Regions from separate parts of the Homo sapiens genome. Here all the other regions are linked to region 2. A link is an interaction called in ENCODE POLR2A ChIA-PET data of the cell type or tissue named here. Cell type or tissue: HepG2. All regions are shown on one strand. Region 1 overlaps LINC00596 (long intergenic non-protein coding RNA 596). Region 2 holds the start of LOC105370408 (a long non-coding RNA gene). Region 3 has its middle 10 kb from the start of JPH4.

Region 1 (8,000 bases), 190 kb after region 2:
TCCAGTATAACACTGAAAAGGTGTAGTATTTGTGGGCATTTTTGTCTTGTTCCTGAACTCAAAGGCAAACTTTTCAATGTTTCTTCAATTCCATGTGTTGGCACAGAATGTGAAGCAATGAGAACTCTTATATGCTGATGATAGAAGTATAAATTCATACAGCTATTTTATAAATAAAGTCATTAACTATTAAAGGTAAAGATATAATACTCTATGAGCTAAAAATTCCAATTCGGCCGGAAACTATAAAACTACTAGAAGAAAACATTGGGGAAATTGTCCAAGACATTGGTCTGGGCAAAGGCTTCTTGAGTAAGACCTGAAAACCACAGGCAACCAAAGTAAGAATGGGCAAACGGGATCACATCAAACTAAAAAGCTTCTTCACAGCAAAGGAAACGAATAGCAAAGTGAAGAAACAACTTATAGAATGGGAAAAAAATTGCAAACTATTCAACTGGCAAGGGATTAATAACCAGAATATATAGGGAACTCAAACCACTCAACAGCAAGAAAACAAGTAATCCAATTTTTTTAATGGGCAAAAGATGTGAACAGACCTTTCTTGAAAGAAGATATACAAATGGCCAACAGGTATGTGAAGAAAATGTGCAACATCATTAATCATCAGAGAAATGCAAACCAAAACCACAGTGATATATCATCTAAACCCAGTTAAAATGACTTTTATCAAAAAGACAATAAAACAACAGGTGCCAGTGAGGATGTGGGGAAAGGGGAATGCTCATACGCTATTGGTAGGAATATAAATTAGTACAGCCATTTCGGAAAACAATATGGGGGTTCCTCAAAAAACTAAAAATTAAGCTACCATATGATCCAGCAAATCCCACTGATGGCTATATATCCAAAAAAAAAAAAAAGGGAAATCAGTGTATCAAAGAGATATCTGCACTTCCATGTTTATTCACAAATAGCAAAGATATGGAATCAACCTAAGTAACCATCATTGGACGAATGGTGGTACACATACAACAATGAAATATTATTCAGCCATAAAAAGTAATGAAATCCTGTCATTTGCAACAACATGGATGGAACTGGAGGACATTATATTAAGTGAAATAAGCCAGACACAGGAAGACAAATATCACATGTTCTCACTCATATATGGGAGCTAAAGAGTCGATCTAATGGAAATAGAGAGTAGGTTGATGGTTACCAGGAGCTGGGAACTGTGGAGGTGATTAGAGGATGAAGAGGGGTTGGCTAACAGGTACAAAAATACAGTTAGATAGAAGGAGTAAGATCCAGTGGTAACACAATAGGGCAACTATAGTTAATAGTAATTTTTGTATATTTTGAAATAACTAGAGGAGTGAAATTGGAATGTTCCTAACACAAATAAATGATAAATGCTTGAGGTGATGGACACCCCAATTACCCTGATTTGATCATTATACAATGTATGTTTGTATCAAAATATCAAACCCCATAAATATGTAAAACTATTATGTAGCTATAAAAAATTTTTTGGCCCAGCGCGGTGGCTCACGCCTGTAATCCCAGCACTTTGGGAGGCTGAGGCAGGTGGATCACAAGGTCAGTAGATTGAAACCATCCTGGCTAACACAGTGAAACCTCATCTCTACTAAAAATACAAAAAATAAGCTGGGTGTGGTGGCAGGTGCCTGTAGTCCCAGCTACTTGGGAGGCTGAGACAGGAGAATGGCGTGAACCCAGGAGGTGGAGCTTGCAGTGAGCCGAGATGGTGCCGCTGCACTCCAGCCTGGGCGACAGAGCGAGACTCCATCTCAAAAAAAAAAAAAAAAAAATTTAGGAAATTTCAATTCTGGATATATGCCCAATAGAACTGCATGCACATATGCCCTAGGAGGCATGATAAGAATGTTTTATAGCAGCACAATTTATAGAAGTGCAATTTATATAACTGGAACAAGTTACATTTCTATCAACAGTAGAATGGATCAATTGTGGTACAGACATCAATGAAATATGTATTGGTTGTCTATCATACTACCCCAAAACTTAGTGACTTTTCATTGAGTTCACAATTTTATGGATCAGCAATTTAGACTGAATTCAGCTGGGGAGTTCTGGTCTCAACTGAGCTGCCTCATGCATCTGTGAGATTCTTTTAATTTCTGAGGGCTTAGCCCACACAACCAAGCTTACTCAGCTGTGTTCCACATACATCATTCTCCAGCAGTCTAGCCCAGCCTTTTTCATGTGGCTGAGGCAGGAGTCCTGAAATACAGAGCAGAAGCACACAGGCTGCTGGAGGCCTATGCTCAGAATAGGCGTGTGGTCACCCTGACCATATTCTATTGGCCAAAGGAAGCCACAATGCCAGCCCAGATTCCAGGGAAGAGAACTAGACCCCATTTCTTCATGGGAGGAGCTCTAAAGTCACATTGCAAAAGGCATGGGTATTGGAAAGAGTGAAGGACTGTGAGTGTTTCTTTAATCTACCACTGAAAACTGGGATTGAAGTGAAAAACAATAACCTGCTACTACACATAACAACATGGATGAATCTCATCAATAATGTTGAGTGAAATAAGCCAGGCTACACAGAATGCATACTGTATAATTCCTTTTATATAAAGTTCAAAAACAGGCAGAACTAAAGTGTAGGGTTTATAAATATATGCTTAATAAAGTATTTTTAAGTGGGAAATTAATCATCATAAATGTCAGGGTGCTAGTTACTTTGGGAGGATGATTGCCTTAAGATAATGGAAAGGCATCAGAAATTGAGCAACACACAGGGGCTTCTGGGTTCTTGGCAGTGTGCTTTCTTAACCTGAGTGGTAATGAGCTAGGCGCTCATTTTGAATCACTAAGTGGGAGATTTATGTTTTGTGCATTTTTCTTTGTCTTATATCTCATGATAAAAAATTAAATAATGTATGATACTGGCACAAGGACAAAACATGGACAATGGAATATAACAAAGAACTGAGAAAAAGTTTGTACCCATAATAAGAACTTGATATACAGTAAATCTTGCATCACAGTTGATTGACAAAAGGACAAATTGTTTACGAGATGATGTTGGAAAAACTGTCTCATTAGAGGTAAAAAATCAAACTGGATCCCTACTTACCAGAGTATATATACAAGGAAATCTCTAGAAGGATTAAAGACTTCAAGGCAAAAGATTATAAGTCAATGGTAAATATTGTGGGTTAATATCTTCCTAACAATACCAGGCAGGGAAGGACTTCTAAAGAACAGCAGAAGAACAAATCATAAGGCCAAAGCTGATTAAGTCAATTGCATCAAACTAAGAAAATTTATTCAAGGAAGTACAACATGATCAAAGTTAACAAACAGGTGACAAATTTTGTGTTATTTGCTATCCCTAATGTTTTTTAAAAACTAACACAGTATCTAAGATATACAAGAAGCTATTAAAATTAAGATTAAAAAGCAGAAAATCCAAAAGAAAAATGAACAAAGGAAATAAACAATTTGCAAAAAGAGGAAATCAAATAGGCTGGCAAGTATATAAGGAGAGGCCCAAACTGGCTATGAGAATAATTCAACTTTTTAAAATAACACGACATTACTTTATTATGCTGGCAAAAATTATAAAGCTGAACAATGCCAAGTATTAGCAGAAATGTGAGGACAGAAGTGTCCTCTTATGTTACTGGTGGGCATGTAGACAGGCGCAGCCACCCTAAAGAGCAATCTGACAGTTCTTAGTTCTATATCATTGTGCTTCATGACCATCAAGATCCACTTTTGGATGTGTACTGGAAAAAAAAAAAAAAAAAAAAACCTCACACTGTAGCTTACTTGAGTACCTGTATGAGGATGTTTATTCACACTGTGATGGAGAGGAACTGAAAGTGACCCAGATATCTATCTAGAATAAAGCAGATAGGAAAAATGTGGAGTACCATCAGCAGTTAGAAGCAACGACTACACACACCCAGAGTGTCATGCATTATGCTGAGTGAAAAAATAGGATCCATCGCACATATCAGTTATAAAAATGAATACAACATACCAAACAGACAATACACATTTTACAAGAATACATGCAAGTAATACCACATACATTAAACAGAAGGGTTTTCTTTAAAGGAGAAGGAGGCAAATGAAAGTGGAGAATGAGGCCTGTCATTCTCTAAGGGGCCTGTCTAAACCAATGACGGGGCATGCCATGAACTGAAGACTGTGTTTAACCCAACCCTGTATGTCCAAAAGAAGAAAAAGCTCAAATAAAATATTCCTCCATGGCTTTTTTCTCCATGGCAACTGCTGTTAATGTGTGTGTGTGTGTGTGTGTGTGTGTGTGTGTGTGTGTTGTACATTTCCTAGAAAAATGCTGAATGCATCTACTAGCATGTCTTTATGGCCATGTAATTCTCATTTACATCATATTACTCTGTACCCTGTTCTTTATGTTTCATAATATACTTTGGACATCTTTCCCTTTCAGCACTTACAAATCTACCTCACTTTTAAACAGCTGTATTATTTTTATATACTCCAATTTAATTTTCCTATCAATAGATACTTAAGCTTGGCTTTTTAAGTTGCTTGCTATTAAACGAGTTTGCTTTTTAAATTGTTCGCTGTTGCCATTCAAAAGACCACCACGATGGTTAAATAGCAGAAAGGAGAGCTTTATTGGTGATATTGGTTTGTAAGTTGGGAAGAGAAACCAGCAAACCAGCACGGACTGACGGTGGTCTCTCTTTGTAGGGGGAGGGAACAGCTTGGGTTTTACTCCTCATGGGTCTGTGTTACACAATAGAGCCATACATATTCAGCAGGTTTGGGGAAAAGCTATACATATTTATGAGGGGAGCTGAGCAAATGAGCAACGAGTAAACACACGTTACATACATCTCAAGTTTACTTTGAAACAGGGTTTTAGCACTGAAATGAGGTGGAATTTGGCTCTTTACATCAAAAGGTTAACCGTACGGCACAAAGACCGTTTGTCCACAGCCTCTATAAGCTGACTGAAACTGGCTTAATGTTTACAGTAGCTTATCAGAAAAGAGTGTTTGTAAGGCCAGTCCTCTGTCCAATCAGAATTACAGTAGTCTGGGTTATAAATCAGATTTAGGAGAGGTCCAATGGCTGCTATTGTTAGGAAGTTTAGAGTCCTGGGAATTTAGAAATTTGCCGTGCCAGCTGGGCTCTGAATGCTCCACTCGTAGGTAACTTTGTTTCCTTAACCTTAGAGTCTATCTTAGTTGATAAAGGGGCATTTATTTTGGGCTCTCAGATCACACTATTAAACCGTAGGGACCAAGGGAAAACTTCCCCTTTGCCCTCTGAAGGTTCACTGAAAATCAACTGACAAAAGGCAGACTTAAGGGAGGAAGGGCATACAAAATGTATTAACATGCGCATGTATTCACAGGAGTCATACAAAATATAAAACTCAAAGAGCCAGATTGTTGATGCTTTTATACCATCTTGAGGTTACAGAAAGAAAAGAGCTTGGAGCACCGCAATACAGGTTATGGGAGGTAGAGAAGAGGAAAGGCATGGCTACCAAAGGCAGTCTTATTAGGTAGATGAAACCTCGCAGGTAGCAGCTCTCAGAAAGAGTAGACGGTAGCCTGCGCTTGAGTTAATATTTCCTAGATCTGGACTAAAAAAGGGTGCCTCAGAGAAAGCCTAGCTTTATTTCACTAATGTAGATTTTTCTCTACAGATGAAATCTCCTCCAGAAAAGGCAGCTTTTCTGGGCTATTCTTGTCTGCAGGCCCTCTGAATAACCATCTTAAAATACATCTAAAATGTATATTTGGGAATAACATTTTTGTTTCCTTTAAAACAATGCCTCTGCAAATATTCTTGCACATACACTAATAGGAAATTTTATCAAGCATATTCACAATGTAAATCCCAAGCAATGAAATTTCTCAGTCAAAACAGTCAAAATACACATACACTTAAATATTTGATAGATGTTACCAAATTGCCTTCCCAAAGGTTGCAACAATACAAAATCTCATCAAAAAATCTGAAAGTACCTATTGCTCCATACTTTTTCCAGCTCTAGATAGTATAAAGGTTTTTTAAATTTTTTACCAATCTATAAGTTGAAAGATTCTATCTTACTGATGTTTTTATCTCCATATTTTAAATACGTGCAAGACTAAGTATATTTCCATAATTTTACAGGCCATTTATATTTTTCCTGTGAACTGTCTGTTCTTATAACATGTCTATTTTCTTCTGAGTTGTTTTACTTTCTCATTCATTTGCATGAGTTATTTTGCAAATTAAGGCAATTAGCCATTTTATCATATGTTCTGCAATTACATTTTCAGTCTGTCTTGTCTTTTGCCAAACAGAAGTTTTAAATTTTAACACAGTTAAATTTATCAATCTGCTCCTTTATGGCTTCTAGAGAATAAATATTTTAAATTTTATTTTGTGACTTGGAAGCTTAAGTGCTTTTCTGAGAGGATTGATTAGACTGAGGTGAAGCGGGAGGAGGAGAGTAATTGAGACAGTTGCAACTTAAAGGCAGAACGAAGACTTTAAATGAAGAGCTGGCAGAAGTGCTGGTGGCAACAGCCATAGCAGCCCAGCTGAGGCAACTTCCAGGGCAGTGGCATTCTGGTAGGGCCTGTTGGATCCTTCCACATCAAGGAAGTTCTTAGTGATACTGGTGAGCAGCCCAGGCTGGTCCTGAGCCTTGAGGTAACTATCAAGTGCTTTCTGGACATATCAGGGAAGGGAACTCCTCAGGGGAAGTAGACTTCATAATTATTTGGGTTTTGGAGAATACTGGAGAAATAATAGCTTTCTTTATTAAGTTGGCAAAACTGGTTACACTTGTAATATTAATCTCGCAGTCTGGTTTTCTCTACCATGGTTGTGAGAGAGATTAAGATTTTTTTTAATTATATTTATTTAAGTTCTCTTTTTTTCTTCTGTTTTCTATTTCACTTATTTCTGCTTTAATATTTATTATTTCCTTCCTTCTGCTAACTTTGGGCTTCATTTGTTCTACTTTTTTTAGTTCTTTGAGATGTAAAGTTGGATTGCTTATATGAGATATTTCTTTTTTCTTAATGTAAGCATTTATAGCTATAAATTTCCCTTTTAGAACTGCTTTTGCTACATCCCAAAAGTTTTGGCATGTTTTGTTTCCATTTTCATTTCTCTCAAGATTTTTTTGATTTTCCATTTTATTTCTTCTTTGACCTATTGGTCAGGAGTTGCATTGTTTAATTTCCACATATTTGTAAATTTTCCAATTTTCCTTCTGTTGGATAATCTAAAAGAAATGGATAGATTCCTAGCATTATATAATCTACCAAGAATGAATCATGAAGAATTTAAAAATCTGAATAGAGCAGGAACAAGTAAGTAATAAATAAATAAAGGAGACTAAATTAATAATTTTTTGTTTTGTTTGAGATGGAGTCTCACTCTGTTGCTTAGGCTGGAGTGCAGTGGCACGATCTGGGCTCACTGCAACCTCTGCCTCCCAGGTTAAAGCAATTCTCCTGTCTCAGCCTCCCAAGTAGCTGGGATTACAGGCATGCACCACCACGCCCAGCTAATTTTTGTATTTTTAGTAGAGACGGGGTTTCGCCATGTTGACCAGGCTGGTCTTGAACTCCTGACCTCAGGTAATCTGCCCACCTCAGCCTCCCAAAGTACTAGGATTACAGACGTGAGCCACTGTGCCCAGCCTGAATTAATAATTTTTAATAAAACCTCCCAACATGAGATTTAAGCTTACTTCTTGAAAAAAAAAAAATCTCCCAACAAACAGAATTCCAGGACCAGCTAGTGTCACAGGTGAATTCTACCAAACATTAAAAGAAGAATTAATGCCAATCCTACTCAAAATTGTCCAAAAAATTGAAGAGGAAAAAACTCTTCCAAACTCATTTTATAAGACCAGCAATACTCTGACACCAAAGCCAGATAAAAACACTGTAAGAAAATAAAATTTCAGACCCATATCCCTGATGAACATAGATGTAAAAATACTCAACAAAATGCTAGCAAACCACATT
Region 2 (8,000 bases):
GCTTTTCCACTGGTTTCTGCTCTATTTCCTTTTACATCAGCTCTTCAACATTACAGAGAATTCTTGTTCCCTGACCTCTCTGTATTGTCCTAATCTGTAAATCCCTCTCTCATTTTATTTCCTTCTTTATATAGCCTAGACTGCACAATATATCCCTTCAGTTACTGTCTTGTAAGTTCTTTAATTGCTTTCCTCACTTCTTTTTCACTGTACACTGTTGGGAGAATATTTGTGCCTGATCAATCCAAATGTCCTTTCTTCCATAGCTAAGTTGTGGAAAGTTGTAGAAATTCACTTAACAAATTTGGCTTTTAATGTAAATTGACTTTTGATATCACTCGTCACCTTTTCCACATGATCTTACTCAGGACCACTTCCCTTCCCCATCAACACATATTTAAACCACCAGTTGTATTAGTTTGCTAAAGCTCTGTCTTTTTTTTTTTTTTTGAGACAGAGTCTTACTGTGTCACCAGGCTGGAGTGCAGTCATGAGATCTCAGCTCACTGCAACCTCTGCCTCCCAGGTTCAAGCCATTCTCCTGCCTCAGCCTCCCAAGTAACTGAGACTACAGGCATGCACCACCACACCCAGCTAATTTTTTTTGTATTTTTAGTAGAGACGGGGTTTTACCGTGTTGGCCAGGATGGTCTCAATCTCTTGACCTCATGATCCGCCCACCTTGGCCTCCCGAAGTGCTGGGATTACAGGGGTGAGCCACCATGCCTGGCCCAACTAAAGCTCTGTCTTAATCCATTTTCTATTGCTATTAACAGAATACCACAGACTAGTAATTTATTTTAAAAAGAAATTTATTTCTTCCAGTTCTGGAGGCTGGGAAGTCCACGCTTGAGGGGCCACATCTGGCGAGGGCCTTCTTATTGCATCATAAAAAGATAGAGGGGATTACCTGTCAGGGGGGCAACAGTATGTCAGCTCAGGTCTTTTTTCTTCTCTTTATAAAGCCACCAGTCCCATAATGGAGGCATAACTTGATGACTTTATCTCATCCTAATTTTCTCTCAATGCCTCACCTCCAAATGCCATAAACATATGAATTTGGGGATTTAGGTTCCAACAAATAAAGTTTAGGAGACACATTCAAACCATAGCAGGTTACCATAACACAGCACCATAATCTGAGTAGCTTAAACAACATACATTTATTTTCTCACAGTTCTGGAAGATAGAAGTTCAGAATCAGGGTGTTTTCAGGGTTGATTTCTTCTCAGGCCTCTCTCTTTGGCTTCTAGATGGCCATCTTCTCCCTTTGTCTTCACATGGTTTTTCCTCATGTGTGTCTACATCCTAATCTCTTCTTCTTATAAGGGCATTGGTTATATTAGATTAGGGCCCACCTCAATGTCCTCATTTAACGATCATTACCTCTTTAAAGACCCCACCTCCAAATACGTCACATTCTGAGGTACTTGGGGTTAGGACTCCAATGTATGAATTGGTGGCAGGGGTTAGGCTTTGGCAGATAGACACAATTCAGCCCAGGACAGTCTTCTTAAGCCTGCTCCTTTTCCACCTCGCTCTCCCTCTTTGTAGAGGAGACAGAAATAATTATCTGGCCTCTCCCACTGCCTTATAAATCTGACTGTGAGGAGTTCTCTTCTTTCCCCACCCCCTCCTATTGAGGCAGAAATTTAAAAATAAATATGCATTCATTCACTCTGAAAGTAACAGGCAAGGCAAGGGTTAAAAAGAAAAAAACAGGTTTTCCTCTGCCTAGCAGAGGAAAGTGCAGCAAGCTCACTTCAAGGACAGTTATAAGATAATACTGTTTGAGAAGCCAAGGCCAAAGGAATGGACCCCAGACACCCCCCAGCTCCAGAGCAAGGTTGAAGGAAAAAAAAAGAAAGACAAATTCTTTTACTGTTACTCCTTTCCCAGGCTTCTTAAGCATGATTATGTTTTACAAATGTCTGTATTTAGCCACTTGTTGTTTTTCTTTCAATGCAGCTACAAGGCCACCAGCTATGCAAGGCCACAAGTTATGCTATGCTATAGATTATGTGACCTATCATATTTGATAAACGTTTGGGTTTATTTATTGTAAGTCTGCTTATAAAAACCTGTCTCTGTCTTTGTTTAATGCTCAGCTTTTTGGATGTGAGTCCACTGAGCTGGCGTGTACCTACAATGAACAATCCTTCTGTACTCTCATATCAGTCTCTCTGGTCCTCAGTTTCCTGCAACATTTTTGGTGACCACAAAAGGACCAGAGACAGCAGGTTTACTGTTTCCTTTGGCTCTGGGCGCTGGAGCCCTGGGCCTCAGGAGACCTGTGACCCCAGGTACCACTGGAAGAACTTCAGCCCGGAGAGGAAATCAGCTCTCCCCTGACCCGGCGCCCCTACCCAGCAGTGCAATGGAACCTGAAAGGAGCTACAGGACAATTTCAGAAACAGCACCCTTCAGGAACTGCGGTAAGGTTTTAGGGCCCAAGGCAGGACCTGTCCCATGGGGATGGAAGGGGAGCCTAATCACCTCCTGGGATGTGCCGAATAGTTCGACCCAGAGGGGCTGGGGGCAACAGGAGTAGCTCATCAATTCGGATGAATCTCACACCCCAGTCGACACAGGATGCGAGAGTGGCTCGCTAAGTCAGCTAGGAAACTGGAGATGGTAAGAGTGGCTCGCCACCCCAACTAGGAAACTGGAGGTGGCAAGAGTGGCTCACCACCCCAACTGGGAAAGTAGAGGGGGTGAGAGTGGCTTGCCACCCCAATTACAAACACGGGAACTGGGAGTGGGGAAGTGTGTGGAAGTGTGTGAATGGAGGGGCCTAATTAGGCTCATCAGCTGTGAAGTGGGGAGTCACAGATCTCTTAGCATGGACTGTATCCTCCAAGAACGTGTGGGGCCAACTAAGACTAGTGGTGATCTGCATATGGCTAATAGGAGCTGCCCCATAGCTCAGAGTTGCAGTGAGAATAAGGACCTCTGCAAAGCCAAGCAGCATCTGAAAACTCCCATAATAGGAGATGGTATATTCGGCCGAAATGAGAGGAACAGTGAGTGTGCAAGAGTGATTGTGCTGTGTCGTAAAGGGAGGAATGGGAGGAAAGTCATCAAAAGTTACTCCATTGGAGTACATGTTACAGAACCTTAAGAAAGATTTTGCAAGGGATTATGGACTTAAGCTAAACCCCCAAAGATTGAGAACTCTCTGTGAATTAGAGTGGCCTTCTTTTGGTGTTGGGTGGCTGACTGAAAGAACTATAGATAGGGATAATTGGCTGTGCATTTAAGGTGGTGACAGGGCTTGGAGGACAGCCAGGGTACCCAGACAAATTTCCTTAAATTGATTCATGGTTAAATATAGCACAGACAAGAGCAGCCTGGATCCAGCCCTATTTAGCAGCTTCACTGGCAGACACAGAGTTAAAGGGGAAGTTCCAGAGAGAGCAAGAGAAGCCAGTTTTGCAGGAGCTGCCAGAGGGAACAGAGATTCGTCCCAGCCTACCCCCCTTTGCCAAGGCTAACAGCCCCCCAGGAACCAGATTCAGGAGCTAACACACCCCAAGTTTCACCCCAAAGGGCAGAATCGGAGCCTCGAGAGGCCAGGGAAGGAAGTCAAGATAGTCAAGCAGGCAGTCTCAGATCTGGCTGTGCTTGAGCTATGCAAATGCCTCTCAGGGAGGTGCGAGGACCCATCTATTATTATGATCAAGGCCAGGTTCAAGGGGGCAATGAACTTTCATCTACCAGCCCTTTTCAACCACTGATCTTTTAAACTGGAAATGCCACATTCCCTCCTACACGGAGAAGCCCCAAGCTCTTACAGATCTGATGCAATCCATCTTTCTGACATGCAATCCAACCGGGCCAGACTGCAGGCAGCTCCTCCTCACATTATTTAACACTGAGGAGTGCAGGAGAGTAACATAGGCAGCTCTCTGCTGGCTAGAAGCCAATGCACCAGAAGATGCAGTGAATGCTCAGGTACGTGCTCAGAGTCAGTTCCCAGACCAAGATCCCAACTGGGACCTGGTGGATGCAACACAACTTCAGCGTTTGCAGAGGTACCAAAAGGTCGCTTTTGCAAGGGATAAGAGCTGATAGAAAGCAATTAATATAGGGAAGATTTCAAAAGTGCTTCAGGGAGGTGATGAGAGCCTAAGTCAGTGGCTTTGTGAAGTATTACAGAGACTTTGTGAAGTATTCTGGTTTTACACCCCATTTCACCCTGAGGCTGCTGAAAATCAGCACATGGTAAACACAGCATTGGAAGGGCAAGCCCAGGGTAACATCAAGCAGAAGCTGCAGGCATGAATGCCACTCAGTGTACGTTAATCAGGACCAGAGAACAAAACAGAAAAGAGCAAAAGCAACAAGTGTGGTGCCAGGCAGCTAGGCACGCCAAGGGTTAAGCCCCTTTCCCCAGCCCGGCTCTATCTGGAAAAAGAGGGGGGAGGGGGGGACCAGCACCGGGAGAAGAGCAAAGGAGATGGAAGGGCATAATTCTGACATTTTGCGGCAGGCATCTCCCAAGCCTCTGGGCCAATGATGGCCCAGGGGGACTACGGTTGTGCAGACCCCACCCAGCCCAAAAGAGTAAATGTGAGAAGGGAAAGAAGAAAGTAAAAACAGAAATCCGAAAGAAACAGGAGAGACCTACGGCAGTGTGTGCGTGGGGGCGGGGCCGGTGTCATTGCCTGGCCCGCTGGCCTTAGGAACAGGAGAACTCAGGAAGGAAAAAGGAAGCAGATTGAAGGCTTAAGAAAAAGGCCAATCTGTTGGCAGCAGTCTTTATAGAGAGATTAGCAATGTGAGAGGACGTGGACGCAAATGTGGATGTGGAAGCGGTCAAGTTAGGCAGAGATTCAAGAGCCAGACAAGGCTAGAAAGAGATTAATGTGCGGGATGCAAAAAGAAAGGACACGGGAAGGATGAATGTCCAGAAGGTAATAAAGAGAGTGGTAAATGCTGTGATATAAAGAAGTCATTGGCCAAGGGCTGCCGCACGTTAGAGGAACCAGATACTGATCTGATTGGGCTGGCAAGAGCTGAAGGGTATGAGGACTAGGACAGACCAGGCTCCTTTTCATTAAGCCTCCAGGATCCCGTGGTCACATTAGAAGTTGAAGGCAGCAGGATTCTGCCACATCTGGATCCCAAATTTCTCACTGATGGCTAAGCCACTATATAAAGTTACAAAGGTTGGGTCGGGGGAAGAAAAAGTATCCTTCCTCTGGGACACTGAACTGAGAAGGAGCCATGCCTTCATGCCTTGTGAAAAACTTGCTTATAGACTTTACCGAAATGCCCCATGCTGGAGGCTGGCAGTATATGCTAGTGTTTATTTGCACCTTTTTCATGATGGAGTGAGGCTTTCCCCACTAGGACAGAAAAAGCACGAGAAGTGACTAAAGTACTGTTAAGAGACATTATCCCCGGGTTTGGACTGCCTCTAACTTTAAAGTCAGACAATGGGTCAGCATTTGTAGCTGAAATAGTGCAAGATTTAACAAGACTGTTAAAAATAAAATGGAAGTTACACACAGCCTATCGGCCACAAAGTTCAGGAAAAGTGGAACCACGAACCGGACACTCAAGCAGCTACTGAAGAAATATTGCCAGGAAATTCATCTGAGATAGGATCAGGTTTTGCCTATGGTCCTCCTCTGAGTCAGGTGCACCCCCACCAAACAAACTGGGTATTTACCCTATGAGATTTTGTTCGGTGGGCCACCCCCAAATCATAAGTCAAATTAAAGATGATCTCCAGGAACTAGGGGAATTAACTTTAAGAAAACAAATGCAGAAATAGCCATGCAAAGTGTTCATAATTAGGTACATGAAAAAAATGCCTAAAAACCTGATACCCCTTTAAACCTGGTAACTCTAGGTTAAAAAGTAGAACCCAACTTCTCTAAGACTCATGTGGGATGGGCCCCATACAGTAATCTTGTCCTTTCCCACTGCTGTTAAAGTTGCAGCTGTTGTGTCTTGGATCCACCACAGTTGGCTGAAACCGGCAGCTCAGGACAAGTGAACCAGCCAGCAGGACCCAGACCATTTGACTCGGCTGATCTTGTGACAAGACTGAGTTGCTGCTGAGTACAACAGCCCTGCTCTGGTCACTCCAGAGGCTGACCAGTCTACACACGGGTGAAGCTTGAGGAAACAACAAGCTCTGCTCTAGTCACACACCAGAAGCTGACTAGTCTATGCACAGCTGAAGCTTGAGGACTTGTCAAGCAAGTAAATGTAGTTAGAAATCTTAGGACTAGTAGTTTTCCTGTAATACTGTTTTACTATTGTTCCGTCGCTGTGCTCAATCTTCTTCCCCAGGTAAGGACCTCTTTTGTCCTTGCTGGATATGAATATGCTGTACATTGCTTTGCTGTTGTTACCCCCCTTAACCATGCTAGAAGAATCACCCACAGAAGGGTGTCTCCACCGTACACATACTACTTGGTCAGGGAACAGCATAACTAAAACTCTATTGTACCATACTTATTATGGGTGTATGGGGAATCGCTTAGGAACTTGTACTTATAGTCAAACCACCTACTCAGTTTGTGACCCAGGAAATAACCAACTTTATGTATGTTATGACCCCAAGTTTTCACCTGGTGAATGGTTTGAAATTCGTGCAGTCAAAAGAAGGTCTCCTCTTAAACCAAACCAGGGTCCCTCCCTTTTACTGAGGGACTATTTCTCTGTATTTTGATGCTCGTTAGGTAGCATACCAAGACTCACCCATCTGTGGTAACCTACCTTTGGAAAGATACTATAGAAATAACTACAAATATGTATGCACGCCAAGAGCAACTCCACATTGTTCCCCTGGGACCCCAGAGAAAGATTGTTGGTATTGCATATCATGGCACCCTAGCCACAACAAAGGTCAATTATGCTTACCAAAATGCTGGTGGACTGCAGGTTCCTCCTTACATGTCTACATACACACATACCCAGCAACCTTCATATATGTTATCAAAAAGGGAACCCAGACCCGTCTGGCCCAGCAAGGCACAAAAATGAGGAACGCTATCTATCAGAACAGATTAGCTTTAGACTATCTCCTAGCCCTAGAAGGAGTAGTATGTGGAAAGTTCAATTTAACAAATTGCTGCCTGGAAATCGATGACAATGGAAAGGCAATTATGGAAATAACTGCAAGAATGAGAAAATTAGCCCATGTTCCAGTTCAAACTTGGAAAGGGTGGTCTCCAGATTCTCTCTTTGGAGGCTTGGTTTTTATTTTTCTGAGGGTTCAAGACTTTAATAGGAGTGGTTCTGGCCATATTAGGAAGTTGCCTAATACTCCCTTGTCTCTTACCTCTCCTTGTTAGAAGCATTCAATCGAGTATAGAGGCAATAGTAGCTAGGCAAACTACCACTCAGCTAATGGCTCTGCATAAATATCAACCTTTGTCTAAATAAGAAAACTCGTCCCTTCAGGCAGAACTAAGTAATAGTGATGCCTTCTATTAAACTTCTTTTATAAAAGGCATCAAAGGGGGGAAACTGAGGCAGAAATTTAAAAATAAATATGCATTCATTCACTCCAAGAAAAGTAACAGAAAAGGCAAGGGTTAAAAAGAAAAGAACAAGTTTTCCTCTGCCTAGCAGAGGAAAGTGCAGCAAGCTCACTTCAAGGACAGTAATAAGATAATACTGTTTGAGAAACCAAGGCCAAAGGAATGGACTCCAGATACCCCCCAACACCAGAGCAAGGTTGAAGGAAAAAAAAGAAAGACAAATTCTTTTACTGTTACTCCTTTCCCAGTCTTCTTAAGCATGATTATGTTTTACAAATGTCTGTATTTAGCCGGTTGTTGTTTTTCTTTCAATGCAGCTACAAGGCCACCACCTATGCAAGGCCACAAGTTATGCTATGCTATAGATTATATGACCTATCATTTGGTTAACTGCTTTTGTTTTATTTATTGTAAGTCCACTTATAAAAACCCGATTCTGTCTTTGTTTAATGCTCAGCTTTGTGGATGTGAGTCCGCTGAGCCAGTGTGTACCTAAAA
Region 3 (8,000 bases), 110 kb before region 2:
AAGCTGAGGGAGTGGGCTCCGGCCTTGGCCAGCCCAGAAAGGGGCTCCCACAGTGCAGTGGGGGGCTGAAGGGCTCCTCAAATGCCACCAAAGTGGGAGCCCAGGCAGGGGAGGTGCCGAGAGCAAGCGAGGGCTCTGAGGACTGCCAGCATGCTGTCACCTCTCATTTGGTTTTCTGTTCTTGTGATAGTTTGCTGAGAATGATGGTTTCCAGCTTCATCTATGTCCCTGCAAAGGACATGAACTCATCCTTTTTTTATGGCTGCATAGTATTCCATGGTGTATATGTACCACATTTTCTTTATCCATTCTATCATTCATGGACATTCAGGTTGGTTCCAAGTCTTTGCTATTGTGAATAGTGCCGCAATAAACATATGTGTGCATGTGTCTTTATAGTAGAATGATTTATAATCCTTTGGGTATATACCCAGTAATGGGATTGCTAGGTCAAATGGTATTTCTGGTTCTAGATCCTTGAGGAATCGCCACACTGTCTTCCACGATGTTTGAACTAATTTACACTCCCACCAACAGTGTAAAAGTGTTCCTATTTCTCCACATCCTCTCCAGCATCTGTTGTTTCCTGACTTTTTAATGTTTGCCATTCTAACTGGTGTGAGATAGTATCTCCTTGTAGTTTTGATTTGCATTTCTCTAATGACCAGTGATAATGAGCATTTTTTCATATGTTTGTTGGCTGTATAAATGTCTTCTTTTGAGAAGTGTCTGTTCATATCCTTTGCCCACTTTTTACTGGGGTTGTTTTTTCTTGTAAATTTGTTTAAGTTCTTTGTAGATTCTGGATATTAGACCTTTGTCAGATGGATAGATTGCAAAAATTTTCTCCCATTCTGTAGGTTGCCTTTCACTCTGATGATAGTTTCTTTTGCTGTGCTCTTTAGTTTAATTAGATTCCATTTGTCAATTTTGGCTTTTGTTGCCATTGCTTTTGGTGTTTTACTCATGAAGTCTTTGCCCATGCCTACGTCCTGAATGGTATTGCCCAGGTTTTCTTCTAGGATTTTTATGGCTTTAGATCTTATGTTTAAGTCTTTAATCCATCTTGAGTTGATGTTTGTGTAAGGTGTAAAGAAGGGGTCTAGTTTCAGTTTTCTGCATATGGCTAGCCAGTTTTTCCAACACCATTTATTAAATAGGGAAACTTTTCCCCATTGCTTGTTTGTGTCAGGTTTGTCAAAGATCAGATGGTTGTAGATGTGTGGTGTTATTTCTGAGGGCTCTGTTCTGTTCCATTGGTCTATATATCTGTTTTGGTACCAGTACCATGATGTTTTGGTTACTATAGCCTTGTAGTATAGTTTGAAGTCAGGTAGCATGATGCCTCCAACTTTGTTCTTTTTGCTTAAGATTGTCTTGTCTATGTGGGTTCTTTTTTGGTTCCATATGAAGTTTAAAGTAGTTTTTTCCAATTTTGTGAAGAAAGTCAATGGTAGCTTGATGGGGATAGCATTGAATGTATAAATTACTTTGGGCAGTATGGCCATTTTCACGATACTGATTCTTCCTATCCATGAGCATGGAATGTTTTTCCATTTGTTTGTATCCTCTCTTATTTCCTTGAGCAGTGGTTTGTAGTTCTCCTTGAAGAGGTCCTTCACATCCCTTGTAAGTTGTATTCCTAGGTATTTTATTTTCTTTGTAGCAATTGTGAATGGGAGTTCACTCATGATTTGGCTTTCTGTTTGTCTGTTTGTCTGTGTATAGGAATGCTTGTGATTTTTGCACATTGATTTTGTATCCTGAGACTTTGCTGAAGTTGCTTATCAGCTTAAGGAGATTTTGGGCTGAGAGGACTTTTTTTTTTTTTTTTGAGATGAAATCTTGCTCTGTCTCCTAGGCTGGAGTGCAGTGGCGTGATCTCGCCTCACTGAACCCCTCCCCTCCTAGGTTCAAGCAATTCTCCTGCCCCAGCCTCTTGAGTAGGAGGGATTACAGGCTCCTACCACCATGCCTGGCTAATTTTTTTTTCTTTTTTTGAGACAGAGTCTCACTCTTGTCACCCAGGCAGGAGTGCAATGGCATGATCTCGGCTCACTGTAACCTCCACCTCCCAGGTTCAAGCGATTCTCCTGCCTCAGCCTCCCGAATAGCTGGGGTTACAGGTGGGCACCACCACGCCTGGCTAATTTTGTATTTTTAGTAGAGGACGGGTTTCACCATGTCGTTCAGGCTGGTCTTGAACTCCTGACCTCAGGTGATCCACCCGCCTCGGCCTCCAAAAGTGCTGGGATTACAGGTGTGAGCCACCTTGCCCAGACTAATTTTTGTATTTTTAGTAGAGACAGGGTTTCGCCATGTTGACCAGGCTGGTTACAAACTCCTAACCTCAAGTGATCTGCCCACCTCAGCCTCCCAAAGTGCTGGGATTACAGGTGTGAGCCAGGCACATTGTAAGCATTTTCCATGTCATTAAAACATCCTTGATTTTTAAATGGCTATATAATATTCCAGTGTTTGGATGCACAATAATTTGTTTATTTTAGCATAGCACTTTTACATTTTTTTCTATTAAAAATTAACAAGTGACCAGGTGTGGTGGCTCACACCTGTAATCCCAGCACTTTGGGAGGCCGAGGCAGGCAGATCACCTGAGGTCGGGAATTCCAGACCAGCTTGACCAGCATGGAGAAACCCCATCTCTACTAAAAAAATACAAAATTAGCCAGGAGTGGTGGCACATGCCTGTAGTCCCAGCTACTCGGGAGGCTGAGGCAGGAGAATCACTTGAACCTGGGAGGTGGAGGTTGCAGTGAGCCAAGATTGTGCCATTGCACTCCAGCCTGGCAATGAGAACAAAACTCAGTTTCAAAAAAAAAAAAAAAAATTAACATGTTCGTATACAAATCTTTGTATCTCTGATGCTTTCTTTCTTTTTTTTGAGGGGTCTCACTCTGTCACCCAGGCTGGAGTGCAGTGGCATGATTATATTTCACTGCAGCCTCATCCTCCCAGGATCAAGTAGCTGGGACCACAGGTGTGCACCACGATGCCTGGCTAATTTTTTGTATTTTTTTTTGTAGAGACAGGGTTTTGCCATGTTGCCCAGGCTGGTCTCGAACTCCTGAGCTCAAGCAATCCTCCTGCCTCGACCTCCCAAAGTGTTGGGATTACAGGCATGAGCCGCCACGCCCGGCCTCTGATACTTTCTTTAAAAAGTTTTATAAAAAAAAGTTTTATCATGGAACATTTCAAACATGTACCAAAGTAAACAGAATAGAATAAAGAACCCCCATGTATCTATCACCCAGCTGCAGTAATTCTCACTCTTGTCCAATCTTGTTTTCTCCTCCCTCATTTATTTCAAATTCCAGGTATCATGTTATATCAGTCTATTGATTTCTTCAGGCTGGATTCTTAACATAAGGATCTCTGAGTCACAGGATAGAAACATTTTTAAAGATTTTGGCTTTATTTTACCAGCATCTCTGCTAGAAAGTTTGTACAAATTTACACCCTCACCAATTGTTCATGAAAGTGCTTGTCTTATTGCACCCTGACCTGCATTGATCTTTAGTTGTAACACACACACACACACACATACGCACAGAGATACACAGATACACAGACAGACACACATTTTTGCCAACTTGATAGGTGAAAAGTGTTTTATACAGTATACATTTGTTTGATTGATTGCTAGGCTTATATTAAGTAGGCATCTGGTGACTCCAGTGGAGCAAATCCTCCTGAAGGTGCCCTAAACATGCTGGCACCTCCTGGGGACCTCAGCTGAGGCCTGTGGGGGTGGAGGTGGGAGGGTACAGCTTTTCATCTGTGCTGGGACCTGGGAGCTTCCCCCTGCCCTTAGAGCGGGGAGGAGCTTGAAAAGATTTTCCTCCTCATCTCCCGGCAGCCACCAGGGGTCAGGATGGGGCCAGAGATGCTGCTGGTGGGAGAGGGTGAAGATGGCCAGCTGCCAGACACTGCATTTCCTCTGTCTGGCCACTGCTGGCTGGTTGCACAGCTCCCCTCTGCTTATCAGATCATGATTCCAGAATGTTCTTCATGGCTGGCCTTCGCTGTCTGACTGTCCCCGCCTCTCACTGCTCCCAGGTTTGGCTTGCTGAAAAGGGAACCTGCTTGACAGATACCACCCTGGACATATAATGGTTTTGCTTTGTTTCTCTACACATCTCTGTGAGACTGGGTTCACTATGGCACAGGGATTTTTAACCTGAGATCCATGAACTGAAAGACCCAAGGACAGGCCTTAGGGACTGTAAACCCTCTGAAATTGGGCAAATGGGGTATACATCTCCTTTTTCCCCGTCTGGGGAGAGAACAATAGCTTTGTGAGATTCATGGCCCCCAAAGTCCAGCATCTTCCGGTACCCCTCCTCCCTCCTTAGCCCATTTGCTTCCTATGATGGCTGCAAAGAGAGAAACTTGCTGTTGGAAACAGGGGGCCTTGGGAGTCAGGCTAAGGGATTGGACCTTCCTCCTCACCCAATGAAACTGAGAGAAGAACCTGCATTTTCCCTGGGGTGGGATGCACTGGTAAAGGGGAAGTGGGCAATACTGTCAACCCCTGGGGCAACCATCGGGGCTGTACTGGATCTAGGTACACAGTGAGGTACCCTGCCTCATACTGATGTGCACATGCTTGTGTGCTGTTAATGACTGGGTCCAGGGAGCAGAGGATGAGGGAAGAAGGCTGATCTCAAGCTAGTGGTCTTGCAGCCTATATCTCTGAGCCCTGGGCAGTGGCATGAGCAAGATGCCCAAAATGTAGCAAGCAGCCAGGTTACTTTCTGCTGGGGTACTGCTTATTTTGCTTATTTTAGTCTTAATAAAGCAAAGTAAAGTCTTATTTTGCTACAACTTGATCTAAGTATTAACTCTTGTGCAAGTGTGGGTGGGATGTGCGGTTAGGACTCACGAGACTCTCAGAGCAATGCAGCCTTGCTCTACAGCAAAAAGAGGAGCTGGGGGCTTGGCGAGGCTGAGGGTCAAGGCCAGAGTTGTCCAGGACATCAGATATGCGGAAAAAACCTGAGCATTACTAAATCCCATACTAGTGCTTCATTTTATCTCACAGTAATGATTTATATTTGTACATAAACTAAGGCTGGGCACAGTGGCTCATTCCTGTCATCCCACACTTTGGGAGATGAAGGTGGAAGGATTGCTCGAGGCCAGGAATTTGAGACCAGCCTGGGCAACATAGTGAGATCCCATCTCTACAAAAAATTTGAGAAAACACTTGCGCTAGGTGTTTGAGACCAGCCTTGGGAACATGGCAAAACCCCATCTCTACAAAAAAACCCCAAAACTAGCTGGATGTAGTGGTGCATAGCTGAGGTCCCAGCTACTTGGTAGGCTGAGGTGGGAGGATTGCTTGATTCTGGGAGGCAGAGGTTGCAGTGAGCTGAGATGCGCCATTGCACTCTAGTGAGACTTTGTCTCAAAAAAAAAAAAAAAAAAAAACCAAAACCAAAAAAATTAAAAAAGCTAGCCAGGTGTGGTGGTGTGCCCCTGTAGTCCCAGCTACTCCAGAGGCTGAGGTGGGAGGATCACTTAAGCCCCATACTTTGAGGTTGCTCTTTCTCCAAAAAAAAAAAAAAAAAGGCAGGGCAGTGGCTCATGCCTGTAATCCCAGCACTTTGGGAAGCCGAGGTGGACAGATTACCTGAGGTCAAGAGTTCGAGACCAGCCTGGCCAACATGGTGAAACCCCATCTCTGCTAAAAATACAAAATTAGCCAGGCTAAGGCATGGCGGTGCATGCCTGTAATCCCAGCTACTTGGGAGGCTGAGGCTGTGTTTTAGTAGAGGCCATGTTGGCCAGGCTGGTCTCGAACTGCCAACCTCAGGTGATCTGCCCACCTGGGCTTCCCAAAGTGCTAGGATTACAGGCATGAGCCACTGTGCCCGGCCTACTTGGAGCTATTTTGAAATACATAATAGATTATTATAAACTATAGTCACTTTACTGATCTATCAAACACTAGGTTTTATTTCTTCTATCAAACCGTATATTCTTCTATTAAACCATATATTCATCCCCCCACCCCCTTCCTGGCCTCTGGTTACCACAAATCTACTCTCTATGTTCATGAGATCCACATTTTTAGCTTCCACATATAAGTTAGAACATTTTAAACAATTTCCCACCTCAGGTCCAAAAAAGTTAGAACATGTGATATTAATGTTTTTGTGGCTGGCTCATTTCACTTAACACAATGATCTCCAGTTCCATCTATGTTGCTGAAAATGAGAGGATTTTATTCTTTTTTATGGTTGAATAATATTCCATTGTGTATATATACCACATGTTCCTTATCCATTCATTCACTGATGGACACTTAGGTTGATTTCATATTATGGCTACTGTGAATAGTGCTGCAAAAAACATGGGAGTGTAATATCTTTTCAATTTATTGATTTCTTTTCTTTTAGGTACATACCCAGTAGTGAAATTGCTGGGTCATATGGTAATTCTAATTTTTAATTTTTTTTTTTTCTTTATTTGAGATGGAGTTTTGCTCTTGTTGCCCAGGCTGGAGTGCAATGGCACGATCTTGGCTCACCGCAACCTCTGCCTCCCACATTCAAGTGATTCTCCTGCCTCAGCCTCCCGAGTAGCTGGGATTACAGGCACTCACCACCACGCCCAGCTAATTTTGTATTTTTAGTAGAGACAGGGTTTCTCCATGTTGGTCAGGCTGGTCTCGAACTCCCGACCTCAGGTGATCTGCCCGCCTCAGCCTCCCAAAGTGCTGGGATTACAGGCATGAGCCACCACACCTGGTCAAATTTTTAGTTTTTTGTAGAAACTTCATCTTGTTTCCATAGTGGCTGTACTAATAATTTACATTCCTACCAACAGTGCACAAAGATTCTCCTTTCTCTACATCTTCGCTAGCATTTGTTATTCTTTTTTGTTGTTATTGAGAAAAAGTCTTGTTCTGTTGCCCAGGCCAGAGTGCAGTGGCACGATCTTGGCTCACTGCAACCTACGCCTCCTGGGTTCAAGCAATTCTTGTGCCTCAGCCTCCCGAGTAGCTGGGATTACAGACATGCACCACCATGCCCAGCTACTTTTTGTAGTTTTGGTAGAGGCGGGGTTTTGCCATTTGGTCATGGCTGGTCTCAAACTCCTGGCCTCATGTGATCCACCTGCCTAGGCCTCCCAAATACTGGGATTACAGGCATGAACCACTGCACCTGGCTGCATTTGTTATTCTCTATTGTTTTGGTAAAAGCCATTTTAATTGGGGTTAGATGACATCTTATTGTGATTTTGATTTGCATTTCCCTGGTGATTAGTGATGCTAAGCATTTTTTCATGTACCTGTTGGCCACTTGCATGTCATCTTTTTGAGAAATATCTATTCAGATCTTTTGCTCATTTTTAAATTGGATTATTAGTTTTGTTTGTTTTCCTATTGAGTTGTTTGAACTCCTTATGTATTCTCATTATTAATCTCTTGTCAGATGGATAGTTTGCAAATATTTTCTTCCATTCCGTGGGTTGTCTCTTCACTTTGTTGACTGTTTCCTTTGCTATGCAAAGCTTCTTAGCTTGTTGTAATCCTATCTATTTTTGCTTTGGTTGTCTATGCTTTTGAAGTCTTACTCAAGAAACCTTTGCCCATGCCAATGTCCTGGAGCATTTCCCCAATGCTTTCTTCTAGTAGTTTCATAGTTTCAGGTCTTAGATTTAAGTCTTTAATCCATTTTGATCAATTTTTGTATGTGGTGAGAGATAGGGGTCTAATTTCATATTTCTGCCTATAGTTATCAATTTCCCCCAGCATCATTTATGGAACAGCTTGTCCTTTTCCCATTGTATATTCTTGATGATTTTGTTGAAAATGAGTTGTCTGTAAATGTGTGGATTTATATCTGAGTTCTCTATCCTGTTCCATTGGTCTGTGTGTTTTTGTACCAGTACTATGCTGATTTGATTACCATAGCTTTGTAGTGTATTTGGACGTCTGGTAGTATGATAGCTCCAGCTTTGTTCTTTTTGTT

Evidence for each region. ChIA-PET counts read pairs that join two places held together with the same protein. Peaks named below come from ENCODE experiments on the same cell type or tissue, not always from the same donor. Only the 100,000 strongest peaks of a DNase experiment are listed, where the experiment ranks them.
Region 1: POLR2A ChIA-PET joins it to region 2 with 15 read pairs; 2 of 35 experiments call an interaction of 5 or more read pairs at or near these places.
Region 3: POLR2A ChIA-PET joins it to region 2 with 12 read pairs; 6 of 35 experiments call an interaction of 5 or more read pairs at or near these places.

The regions. Positions count from the first base shown.
Region 1 is chr14:23,879,250-23,887,249 of GRCh38, forward strand. All of the region lies in intron 2 of LINC00596 (long intergenic non-protein coding RNA 596), which reads right to left. Among named protein-coding and RNA genes, the nearest start is that of LINC00596, 20 kb to the right of the region's middle. In HepG2, no CTCF peak of the experiment used is centred here; a DNase peak (open chromatin) is centred at 4,912; H3K4me3 peaks cover 1,412 bases.
Region 2 is chr14:23,690,912-23,698,911 of GRCh38, forward strand. LOC105370408 (a long non-coding RNA gene) reads left to right here and starts at 1,820. Exons shown (of 3, transcript XR_943609.2): 1 at 1,820-2,061; 2 at 2,195-2,435; 3 at 5,946-8,000. RefSeq lists an enhancer at 3,467-3,983. In HepG2, no CTCF peak of the experiment used is centred here; a DNase peak (open chromatin) is centred at 3,820; H3K4me3 peaks cover 1,319 bases.
Region 3 is chr14:23,585,282-23,593,281 of GRCh38, forward strand. No RefSeq gene overlaps it. Among named protein-coding and RNA genes, the nearest start is that of JPH4, 10 kb to the left of the region's middle. RefSeq lists an enhancer at 1-364. In HepG2, a CTCF peak has its summit at 3,904 (motif pointing right); a DNase peak (open chromatin) is centred at 3,920.